2 separate regions of the Homo sapiens genome follow, and region 2 is linked to region 1. A link is an interaction called in ENCODE POLR2A ChIA-PET data of the cell type or tissue named here. Cell type or tissue: GM12878. All regions are shown on one strand. Each heading gives the region's core, and the rest is flanking DNA. Links, peaks and the distances in the headings are about the cores only. Region 1 has its middle 5.8 kb from the start of ZMAT3. Region 2 overlaps KCNMB2 (potassium calcium-activated channel subfamily M regulatory beta subunit 2).

Region 1 (5,386 bases), core at 249-5,248:
ATTCATTACCTCACATGGTCTCTGTGGTTAGGTCTCTGGGACTGATTTAATTGGATGGTTCTGATTCAGGGTCTCTCATGAGGTTGCAGTCAAGTCAGGAGGCGGCCATCTAAAGGCTTGACTGGAACTTGGACGATCTACTTCTAAGGTCACATGCCATGTGGGCCCCTCCAGAGGGCAGTTTCAGTGAGGCAAGGGTCTCTAAAAGAGCAAGCAGTTCGTCTTCACAAGTAGCTCTTTTAATAGGTTCACATTCTGATCTTTTAGGAGCAAAAATTTCCAGAAGCAAGTAACGAAGTTTTGTTCTGCTTGTTCTAGTTTTGTTAAACACAGGTACGGGAAAGTATGGCTGGTCTCAGAATCATTTAACAGAAGATGGGAAACTATGTTTGGTTTTAACATTGTTCAGCACAGGAGCAGGGTATTATGTTGGCTTCTTTCTCAGATCTACGAAGGGAGGTATGGGATACTTGGCATATATGCACCCAGGAGGGACTGGTGACTGCAACTTTAGGGTTAGAATAGACTTCACAGAAGAGGTGTCATAGAAGCCGAGACCCATAGGATGAGTCAAACTTCCTTTCCTTATCTGTCTCTCTCTTTCTTGTCTTGTCTTGTCTTGCTTTGTCACCGAGGCTGGAGTGCAGTGACCCAATCTCAGTTTACTGCAGCTTCAACCTCCTGGGTGCAAGCAATCCTCCCTCCGTCACCTCCTGAGTGTCTAGGTCTACAGGTGCATCCCATCATGCCTGCCTAATTTTGTTCATTTTTTGTAGAGATGAAGTGTCACTATATTGCCCAGGCTGGTTTCAAACTCCTGGGCTCAAGGCCTTCTCCTGCCCCGGCCTCCAAAGTGCTGGGACTACAGGCATAAGCCACCATGCGTGGCCTAAAATTTCTGTAAGTAAAAAAATATTGGCCGGGTGCGGTGGCTCATGCCTGTCATCCCAGCACTTTGGGGGCTGGGACAGGGGGATCATCTGAGCTTAGGAGTTTGAGACCAGCCTGGCCAACATGGTGAAACCCCGTCTCTACTAAAAATACAAAAAATTAGCTGAGTGTGGTGGTGGGTGCCTGTAATCTCAGCTACTCAGGAGGCTGAGGCAGGAGAATCGTTTGAACCCTGGGGGTAGGGGGAGGGGGCGGAGGTTGTAGTGAGCCGAGATAGCGCCACTGCACTCCAGCCTGGGTGACAAAGCAAGACTCTGTCTCAAAAAAAAAAAAAAAATATATATATATATATATAGAGAGAGAGAGAGAGAGAGACAGAGAGAGAGTGCATGAGAGAGAGCAAGTAAACAAAAAACTAGGAGAACTACTCTTAACATAAAGAGACAATGGGTTGATGTTCTCAAAAGTGTATACTGCATAATAAATGAGATTAGTCTCCAGAAGAAAAATAAAGGACAAAATCAGACAATTCTCAAAAAATAACTGCAAAAATTAAATAAGGAAAGACATGAAAATGTCAACATACCATTTTGTTGCTTAGCAAATTGTAAAGAAGAAAAATTTTGTAATAAGCAATATTGTGTGTGAACAGTGAGAGGATCACACTCAGAAAGGGCCTAGTGGGAATGTTGAGTGGGCCACTGTTTCGGAAAGCCAATTTGGCAAAATGTATTATAAGCCTTAAAAGCGTTCATTCCCTTTGATCTAGTAACTTCATATTATAATAATTTAATCTAATAAAAATATTTATAAATTCAAATCAAGATATATGAACAATGATGAGGTGCTGTTTATTTTAGTGAGAAAGTGGAAAGAAACTCAATGCCCAACAACAAGTTAATGTTTAAATTTTTTTTTTTGAGATGGAGTTTTGCACTGTCACCAGGCTGGAGTACAGTGGCATGATATCATCTCACTGCAACCTCCGCCTCCCGGGTTCAAGTGATTCTCCTGCCTCAGCCTCCCGAGTAGCTGGGACTACAGGCGCGTGCCACCATGCCCAGCTAATTTTTGTATTTTTAATAGAGACGGGGTTTCACCATGTTGGCCAGGATGGTCTCGATATCTTGACCTCATGATCCGCCTGCCTCGGCCTCCCAAAGTGCTGGGATTACAAGTGTGAGCCACCGTGCCTGGCTGAATGTTTAAATTTTACTATGTCTATTGGATGGAATATTATGGAGCCATTGAAAGTGCCACGTTCTAGGATTATTTATTGAAAGCACTTACGATATAAGTAAAAAAAAAAAGATACATATATAGCGTAATCCAATTTCACTAAAAATATGTCTTTACATGGGTAGAAAAATGCCTGAAAGGAAATGGTGCAAACTTAAAAAAAAAAGCATGGTGTGACTATGAGAAGTCTATTTCTGCTTTATATCTTTCTGCATTTTATACAATGACAAGGTATTATTAGTTTTCTTCTGTTTTTAAAAGTTTCTGTATTGTAAAATATGACATAGATATTGAAAAATGCATTAAAAATTACAGTTTAATGCATTATTAGAAGTTTTATTTCTTGACCGCCACCTGTGTGAATAGTGAGGACTACTGTTCCAGTAGTAGTAAGGTTTAGTAAGTAGTAAGGATAGTGGTTATTATTTAGTAAACTAGTAATTTAGTAAGTAGCTTAGTATTTAATAAGTAGTAAGCTAGCAAACAGTGCGGACACTGGAGTAGCTGGTAAATGGTGGAGGTTCCTCACCATTCGCCAGCTTCTTCAGAAACCTTCCATGTTTCTTCTCCCAATCACACCCCGTCTGCCTACCCGCTGGGAAAAAGAACCACTATTCCAATTTTTATTGTAATTAACTCTTTGCTTTTTGTTATGGCTTATCGCCCAAGCATTCATTCTTAAACATTGTAATTTGATTTTGCCTATATCCTAAAATCTTTTAAGACTTTAAAAAATCTCCACATTCCCTTTTCATTCCCTGCCCCGCCTTTTCTGTGTAATGTACTTGTTGTATATATCAGGTCATTGTCCTATAGTCTGGATTTTGCTGAGCTCAGGCCCAGAGTGTAGTTTAAGGTATTTCTTTGCCATCTGTATTTCTTGCAAGCTGGCAGTTGAATCACAGATGTGATCAGAAGCTGACGGATAGGTGGTTTAGGACACATTTCTTAATTCAGACTCTAGAGCTCCCTCTGCTCTTGTCCTCCTGTCATTTTCCAAAGGCAGTGACTTACTTTCTGAGATCTCCTGGTTCCTTCCTGTTTTTTTTTTTTTTTCCTATTTTTCTAACCTATACTCTTTGGATTCAAATCCCAGCATTTTCTCTTCCATTTGGGAAAGGAGTTTGGGATAGTTAGATCCGAGAGTTTATGGGCCCCAAACTGCTTCAGTCTATGGGAAAAATGAAAATCAGAATATAAATTTTAAAAGTGGCCCAAGATAGCTACAGGTTGGAGATATGGCTAATAAAATCTAGGTTTATGAACTAAGCTGTACTCACACCTGCAGGGCTGGAGTCTGTCAAATATTTCACTGACTTGTGGTAATTACAACCTTGTCTATCAGATAAAACACAAAGGCAGGATAAAATCAATCATTCCTCTCCAGACTCCAAGGCCTACATGTTCGTTAAGCACATATTTGCTTTATCTTACATATAATGTCAATGAGCACCAATCAAAACCGTAGAACATCCCCTTTGCTTCACTACTCCCCTTCTCCCATTTTCTAGTAGCAGAACCTATAAATATTGTGTCTTGTATAGTCTACTCAGGAACACACTCTCAGTTAGCTCTGAGGTCTGTGTTTCCAGGGTTATTAGTCCTCAAACTTGGCCCAGAAACTAACTTTAATTTTCTTTAAGCTACAGTGCCTGTTATATAACCATTCCATCCACAAGTCCTGTCAAAACTCCCCTCTTACCCATTGCACGAATCCACTCTTAGAAGCGCAAAGCTCCTCTCAGTTTCAGTTACTGTTCTCAAATTGGCTCTCTGAACTTTCCAGTGAGTCCCATCAGCTACAGCTGTCCCTCAGTATGTGGGGGATTGGTTTCAGGACCCTCCAGACCCAGCATACCCAAATCTGCAGCTGCCTTGATATAAAATGTCATAGTATTTGTATATAACATATGTATATCCTCCAGTAAACTTTAAATCATCTCTAGATTGCTATAATAGCTAATACAAAGTAAATGCTCTGTAGATCATTGTTATATTATTTTCAAATTTTTTAAAAAATATTTTTGATCCATAGTTGTGGTTGCAGAACCCAGTGGATATGGAGAGCTGAGAGCACCTTGGTTTTCTTCTGTCAGTTGCCCTGTTGTTTCTCTCTACTTTCTCCTGTTGATGCCACACAGGTCTCGTAGCTATTGGTGGTTTGTCCCCACTCCCTCCTATATTTTGTTATAGTTGGCTATAGGCCTTTGGTTTTGCTATCTATTTTGTGCGCCCCCCCTTTTGTTTTCAGAATACACATTCTTCTCAAGGTCCATTTTTAAAATTAGGGGAATTCAGGGAAAAAAAATTTGCGACTGCTGTTGCCATGTTTCCACTATTTCTTCATATTTTATTTTTAGGCTAAAAAATGTTAGAATATTATTAAAATGCACGAGAGCCTATTTTGCTGGATTTGAGATTTTTGTATTGCTTTACTCTGATTGTAAGGAAGGATTGTGTTGAAAAGCCGAGGTTATTATGAGAGACAATGAATGTTGGAGGCATTCTCTGATGATTTAAAGAAAGAAGTCGGTCTGGAAGACATTATGTGTTATGAAAGAAAAGGTATGTGGAGTCTCAAAGGATGACACAAACTCCCATACAAGAGAGGATCTGACCTGACGAATTGTATCAGTCCCTGGAGAGGGATGTGTGTTTTTCTCCTGATTGTGAGTACATCATGTAGCTTTCTGGACAGATTCCCAAAACCTAAAGCCATGCCACCAAAAGTTAAGTGTGTTAGGACCATCTCCTTGGTAAATAAATACAAATGTAGATTTTCTCAATATACGGTCTAGCATAATGAAAAATAATTATCCTTATTTTAATATGAGAGTTCCTTTCTGATAAATTCAGAGAGTTTCCCACATAATAGTTACATTAAAAAAGGAAACATTGCAGTGAAGTACATAGGCAGGCACTATAATGCCTATTACAGAATGCAGAAAATAAATTCCTCATTCATTCATACATTTATGCAATCAACTATGGTCATCCAAATGTACTGGTTATACTATATCAGGTCATGAAAGTCAGTGTATAAAAACGTTGCTTTTAAAAAAGTAATTAAAATTAGTCTCAATGTTGAGATCCTGTTCTTTTTCAAGAGAGAAACAAATTAGTCAATTCTACATGTATTTCTATTACCCACAAATCTCTCCTGTCTCCAAGTCATTTCTGGCTAATATCTATTCACTTCAAAATGATCTGCTTCCCCTTATTTTTCTGAGGATAACCCTAAAATTTGGGGTGGGGT
Region 2 (5,386 bases), core at 155-5,154, 530 kb after region 1:
TGTGCTGTTCTATTTTTATGTTTTCAAAGCAAACAGTTACCTTGAGTTATCTACACAGAGAGCCTCACATGGCTGTTCCCAAGCACCACACAGATAAAACCACCATGAAGCAAAGTTAAACCAGTGAATGATCATCTTCACAGAGAGGGAGAAATGGGACCAATCCTGTCAAAATGCGATGAAAATGTGGCCTCTAAAATTAGGTATTATTTTCTTCTGGATGTCAGGTTTCTTTTCCCCCTTCTAATTTCCTCATTTGAAATATAGTAGGAAACAAACAAACAATCCAGAGACAACCAATAGTTCCAGAATTTCTACAGAAATAGAATCCCTCTGTAGGAGTTTTAGTTCAATTTGATGGGACTATACATTCTTCATATAGTCTAAAATTTTCAGATGTTTATGCAAAACCAAACTCAAGACATTCAAGAATTATCTCACGAGCAAGATTTACCAACTGCTTCTCTATCCTTCTCATAAAGTGCCTTATGCAGCATGTCCGGAATGATTCTCTGCATCTGATGCAAAGCAAGAAAGATTCTAGATTTGCATTTGAATTGCTGGCTATTTTTAACTTTCTCAGAGTTTTACTTTGAGAGATATTTTACCTTTGTGGATGAGTTATGGAGTCAGGTGCTTGACCTTTACCAGCTTTCCAGTGAAAAATCCAATGAGGAAAAGACTTCAAACGTCTTACAAAACCAAACTCATTATTTATGAAGTCCTGAACTATGTCAGTGACATTCCCAGACACACATAGTGTAGTAAGGGCTTTATTTCGAGAAATTCCCAAATTGAATCCTCTTTAGTAAGAATCCTATGTGGACTAATTTTGTAAATGATTTCCAATCATAGAAATGCCTGTGAGTGATAGGATTCTACAAACAAACGGGCAGCATCAGAACTCACAAGCTGCTCTTTCCTTCCCCTTCTATAAGAGCCCTCTCTACACCATGGTGTGCAAAGGGGATTCTGTGGAATTAAAACTTGTGTGGTTTCTGGAACCCTAAATCCCCAGTCAAGCAGTCTGGTAAATAAAGATAAGGCATTTACTTGATTTCCCTAATATGGCTTTACCTCAGGGGACAGGGTAAGGAGGAGGGCATATATTAATCAAGAGGTTGTTTTTAAAAAACCTATTGTATATACTTAATATAGTTCTAGTCACCTGAGATTTATAAAAAACATCGTTGCTGCTTTCAATGAGTTTGCAACCTAATTATCTGGCTAAAAATTAGACTTTAAAATTTTAGTTGCATATTTTACTACTTGCCTATTTTTTTTCTCATCAGATAGATTTGTTGAAAACTGAAAATGAGCTCTGATGTCCAGAATCTTTTGGAGTTTTAATTTTACACTCAGGAAAACACCAAGATGACAAGGAATCTACATGTGGGACTCAGCTGACATTTTCCCTATTTAGTATAATGCTGGCAAATGTAAGCCAAAGCCCTCCTGTCCAGTATTATAAGTATCTTCTCTTTCTTTCCTAAGAAGTCAGCAGACTTGACATTTGACTGCTTATTCATTTCCTCCCCTCTCCAGAGCTGAAATTCTCACCCAGGATCATCTGTCACCCGGGCTTTGATGAGGAGGGGGTTTAGGCATTTGCTGTCTGAACTGTCAAACTCAAAGTCAGCTTTGAATGGAAGGTCCCACCATGTGCTTTAGAAAAATAGGGTAGTGGCTGTGGGCAGACAGCAGAGAGGAAGGGAGAGAGAAACATTCTGAAAGAGCATCTGATGTGGGCCTGGGAATATAAAGAGAAGAGGTGAGAGGACAGGTGAATGAGAGTTTAGTGAGCCCATGGCAGATCCAGGGCTTAATTATTATAAAATAATTCCCTGCAGCACTGTATTTCTGAGGTGTATGATTTTTTTGACCATGTGGGCATTTACCCTTTTTAGGTCAAACTGGACACTAAGAAATATACTATAGATATGATTGATTTGTTCTTTCAAGAAACACTTATTGAGCATTAACTACTGCCATGAACTGTGCTAGGCATTGAAAGTACTGTGATGACGATGACCTAGTCCTTAACCTTTCAGAGACTTACAGTTTAAGGAGGGGTGGAAGGAGGCAGATAAGTGAACCAAATATCACAGCATAATGTATTAAGGACCGTGGTAGAATTATGCACAGAGTATTCTTGCAACAAAAAGGAGAAACATATTGTGAAGATTAAGAAAAAAATCCAATCTTAAAAATCTGTGACATTTTTATGACAGTGACACATACACACTTTTGGAGAGATATACTAGTGTCGGGACCAGTTGCACTTACAGAGGAAGATATGAGAAATTACAAAATATTAAAGAACACATCCCCCAAAATTCAACCATTAGTTACCAAGCTTCAGGAATCGGAAATTTGAGAAGTTATTTGGTACAGAATGAAGCTCAGAATTGACCAAAGAAAAGGAAAGTTTAACCTATGTAGTAGATCAGGATTTGAGAGTTTCCCAATAGTTTAATTGGAGGTAGTGACATTTTTATTGAGCAATTAAATGAAACACCCTTTGGATTCAAAAATTAATGCTAAATCTAGAGTAACTGATGAGGTTAATTCCCAATTTCATGCACGTTGTGCACTGAAGTCATTTGTATGATCATGCATTCACCTGGTCAGTTTCTCAGGGTTTCAGTCAGCGCAGCCACAGACAGAGTGAAGACACTGGACATGTTGAAGCTGAAGTCTGACAAGGTACTGGGTTGAAGTTCTGTCCCAGGTATGTGAATTATAAAATTAGGTTTGGTATCTCAGAGAGGCAGACATTTTCTTTGATTTTTCCAGAATTGCTTCTTTCATTTTGGGCCTAATAAGCAGTGAGCAAATGTCATACATTTCAGGAAAATTGGTTTCTGGTTCTGGTCAAATGACTCTTAAATGACATCTATTGAATGAATTTGGAGACATGACATGCCAAGAAGTAAAAACTAAAGGGGACCTTTAAACCAAATCTTGCAGTATTATAATACATGCAATTAAAGTTTATAGTTTCATCTTAGATGATAATAGTTTAATACAAATAGGTCATAGGCAGTATGCACTAATTTGTGCCAAGCATGGTGCTAACACCTGGGCACAGGTTATTTCATTTAATCCTTGTGACCCCATGAATAATATACCATTACTACCTACATTCCTTCTGAGGAAAGGGAGACTCAGGCAAGACGCAGAACTGGGATTCAAACCAAGATATTCAGGGCTGTGAAACTGGTTTTCTAATACTCCATTATACAGCGTGTCTAGAAAGGGCTTTCTTAATTTGTAAATTTGCATTAATTCAGATTGTTTCCTGGGAGTTTGAGTGTACTTTTGTTTAGGGAAGGAGTACATGAGACATCTGTATTGTTCAAATATGAAAGAAAATTCTATTCTTTAGATTCTTCCTTTAAAAAAATTCTCCTAACCACCAGTAGCCTTCAGTCATCAAATACATTAAAGACAGTTAATCTAACATTCTATTTATCAGGAGTCTTTACAGCTGAATAGAGAGTAAATTTTGATAGCATAGTAGCTCTTTGACCTTGAGCAATTTGATTAACTTTCCTACTTTTGAGTTTTCTTATCTGTTCAATGGAAGGTATAATATCTACTGCTGAGGTATGCTGTGAAGATTAAATAACAATAGTAATGAGATAACTATTACTTTTTGAGCTTCTCCTCTGATCCAGTTACTCTAATGGGAAAGTGGTATATATTATGACATTTAAACTTCAACCCAACCAGGTAGTTATTACTGTCATCAATTACCACTGAAGAAACTGAGGCTCAGTAAGGTTTAAGAAACTTGCCCAACATCATGTAGCTATTTTTATATATAAAGTTTCGGTGCTGCAAAAGGAATAGCACTAGAATGTAAAATTTTCTTTTTAATTCTTAGCAAGACAAGTTACTTCTATAGAAGGATGCGCCCTTACAGATGGATCAATGGTGAGCGCACACTTGGACAAGGGAGGGGAAGGGGTCCTCATCCCTGACACACGTGGCCCCTGCTGCTGTGTTGTTCCCCTATTGGGTGGGGTTAGACTGCACAGGATAAACTAATTCCAATTGGCTAATTTAAAGAGAATGACAGGGTGGGTGCTTTGGCTGGAGTCGGAGCAGAGCAGGTAGCAGGTAATCAGAATGAGTCAGGGTGGAGAATGAGCAGGTGATCGGACTGAGTCAGGGTGTAGTAGGTAATCGAAAAAGGTTGCTTTATGAGGAAGTTAAGTTTAAAAGTAGAAGGCAAAGAATTGAACATACTGATATTAATTCTTTGAAAAGAAATTTAGAACTCATATCTAACAACATGAAGTAGAAAAGGTGAGATTCAAACCAAGTTTATCTTGTCTTAATGCTTGTGTTTGTCTCAGATGCTGCATCCTTTTCACATCACACTACCTCTTGACACTATAAAACATTCTAGAAATATTGGACATTATTATTTAAATCCAATTTGTACAATAAGATTATTCTATTATATTTTAATTAATTGAAAAAATGTATAAATGGTAGAGAGGTCACTGTTTAACAGACCATGAGATTGTACCATGCTGATTTTGAAAGTGTAAATGAATAGTACGATTATTGATTGTATTAACTGATTACTACTGCTGCACAGGCTACTGGGGCTTGTACACTTAGAAAGCCATACTGACCCCAATCATCCCTTCCAACTTGGTTTTACCATCCCTTTCCTCATTGCCAGGGGAGAGCAAAGAAAATATAGGACGTGTCAACATTTATAGTCATTTGTATAGGAGATCTGTGAAAATGTCCTTTTTGAAATAGAAGTCATCGTTTGGATAAGATCAAATTCAGACAAATTGAATTTTTATTTGCTTTGACATGGATTGGAATCAGTGATGTGATTTTTTTTCCCCCTCCTGTGCAGGCAGGGGAAAGAAAACCATCTTGATAAATTTCCTTAACTTTCTTGAAGGTGCTCTTTGGAAAAAGCAACAGAGTGTTATGACACAGAGCTCTGACTCTGAGGTTGAAAATCTTATACTTGGAATCTAATGCTACTAATGGATTTTGATGAAGGAAAACATTTAATTACCACATTGAATAATTTGTTCATTCGTTTGACAATTGCTCATTAAGTGCCTACTACATAAGAGACCCTATTCTACGTGCTATGAATACTTCAGAAAGTAAATAAAAATTCCTGCTTTCATAGAGTTTACAACTGAGGAGAAGGGAGATAGACAATAAAATCTTAGCATGTAATGTCCTGGGGATAATATGGTATGCTATGGAGAAAAAGAAAGCATTGTCTGGGAATAAGAAGTGTACAAAGGGGTGTGATTTGAAAGGTGTTTTCAGGGAAGTTTTCTGACATTCAGCAGAAACCTGAAAAAAAGTAAAGAACTGAGTCAAGTGACTATGCAGG

Evidence for each region. Peaks named below come from ENCODE experiments on the same cell type or tissue, not always from the same donor. Only the 100,000 strongest peaks of a DNase experiment are listed, where the experiment ranks them.
Region 2: POLR2A ChIA-PET joins it to region 1 with 6 read pairs; 1 of 35 experiments calls an interaction of 5 or more read pairs at or near these places.

What each region holds. Positions count from the first base shown.
Region 1 is chr3:179,074,927-179,080,312 of GRCh38, reverse strand. No RefSeq gene overlaps it. Among named protein-coding and RNA genes, the nearest start is that of ZMAT3, 5.8 kb to the right of the region's middle. In GM12878, for the core only: no CTCF peak of the experiment used is centred there; no DNase peak of the experiment used is centred there; H3K4me3 peaks cover 319 bases; H3K27ac peaks cover 625 bases.
Region 2 is chr3:178,540,665-178,546,050 of GRCh38, reverse strand. All of the region lies in intron 1 of KCNMB2 (potassium calcium-activated channel subfamily M regulatory beta subunit 2), which reads right to left. All of the region lies in intron 5 of KCNMB2-AS1 (KCNMB2 antisense RNA 1), which reads left to right. Among named protein-coding and RNA genes, the nearest start is that of KCNMB2, 6.9 kb to the right of the region's middle. RefSeq lists a silencer at 418-467. In GM12878, for the core only: no CTCF peak of the experiment used is centred there; no DNase peak of the experiment used is centred there; H3K4me3 peaks cover 2,038 bases; H3K27ac peaks cover 3,621 bases.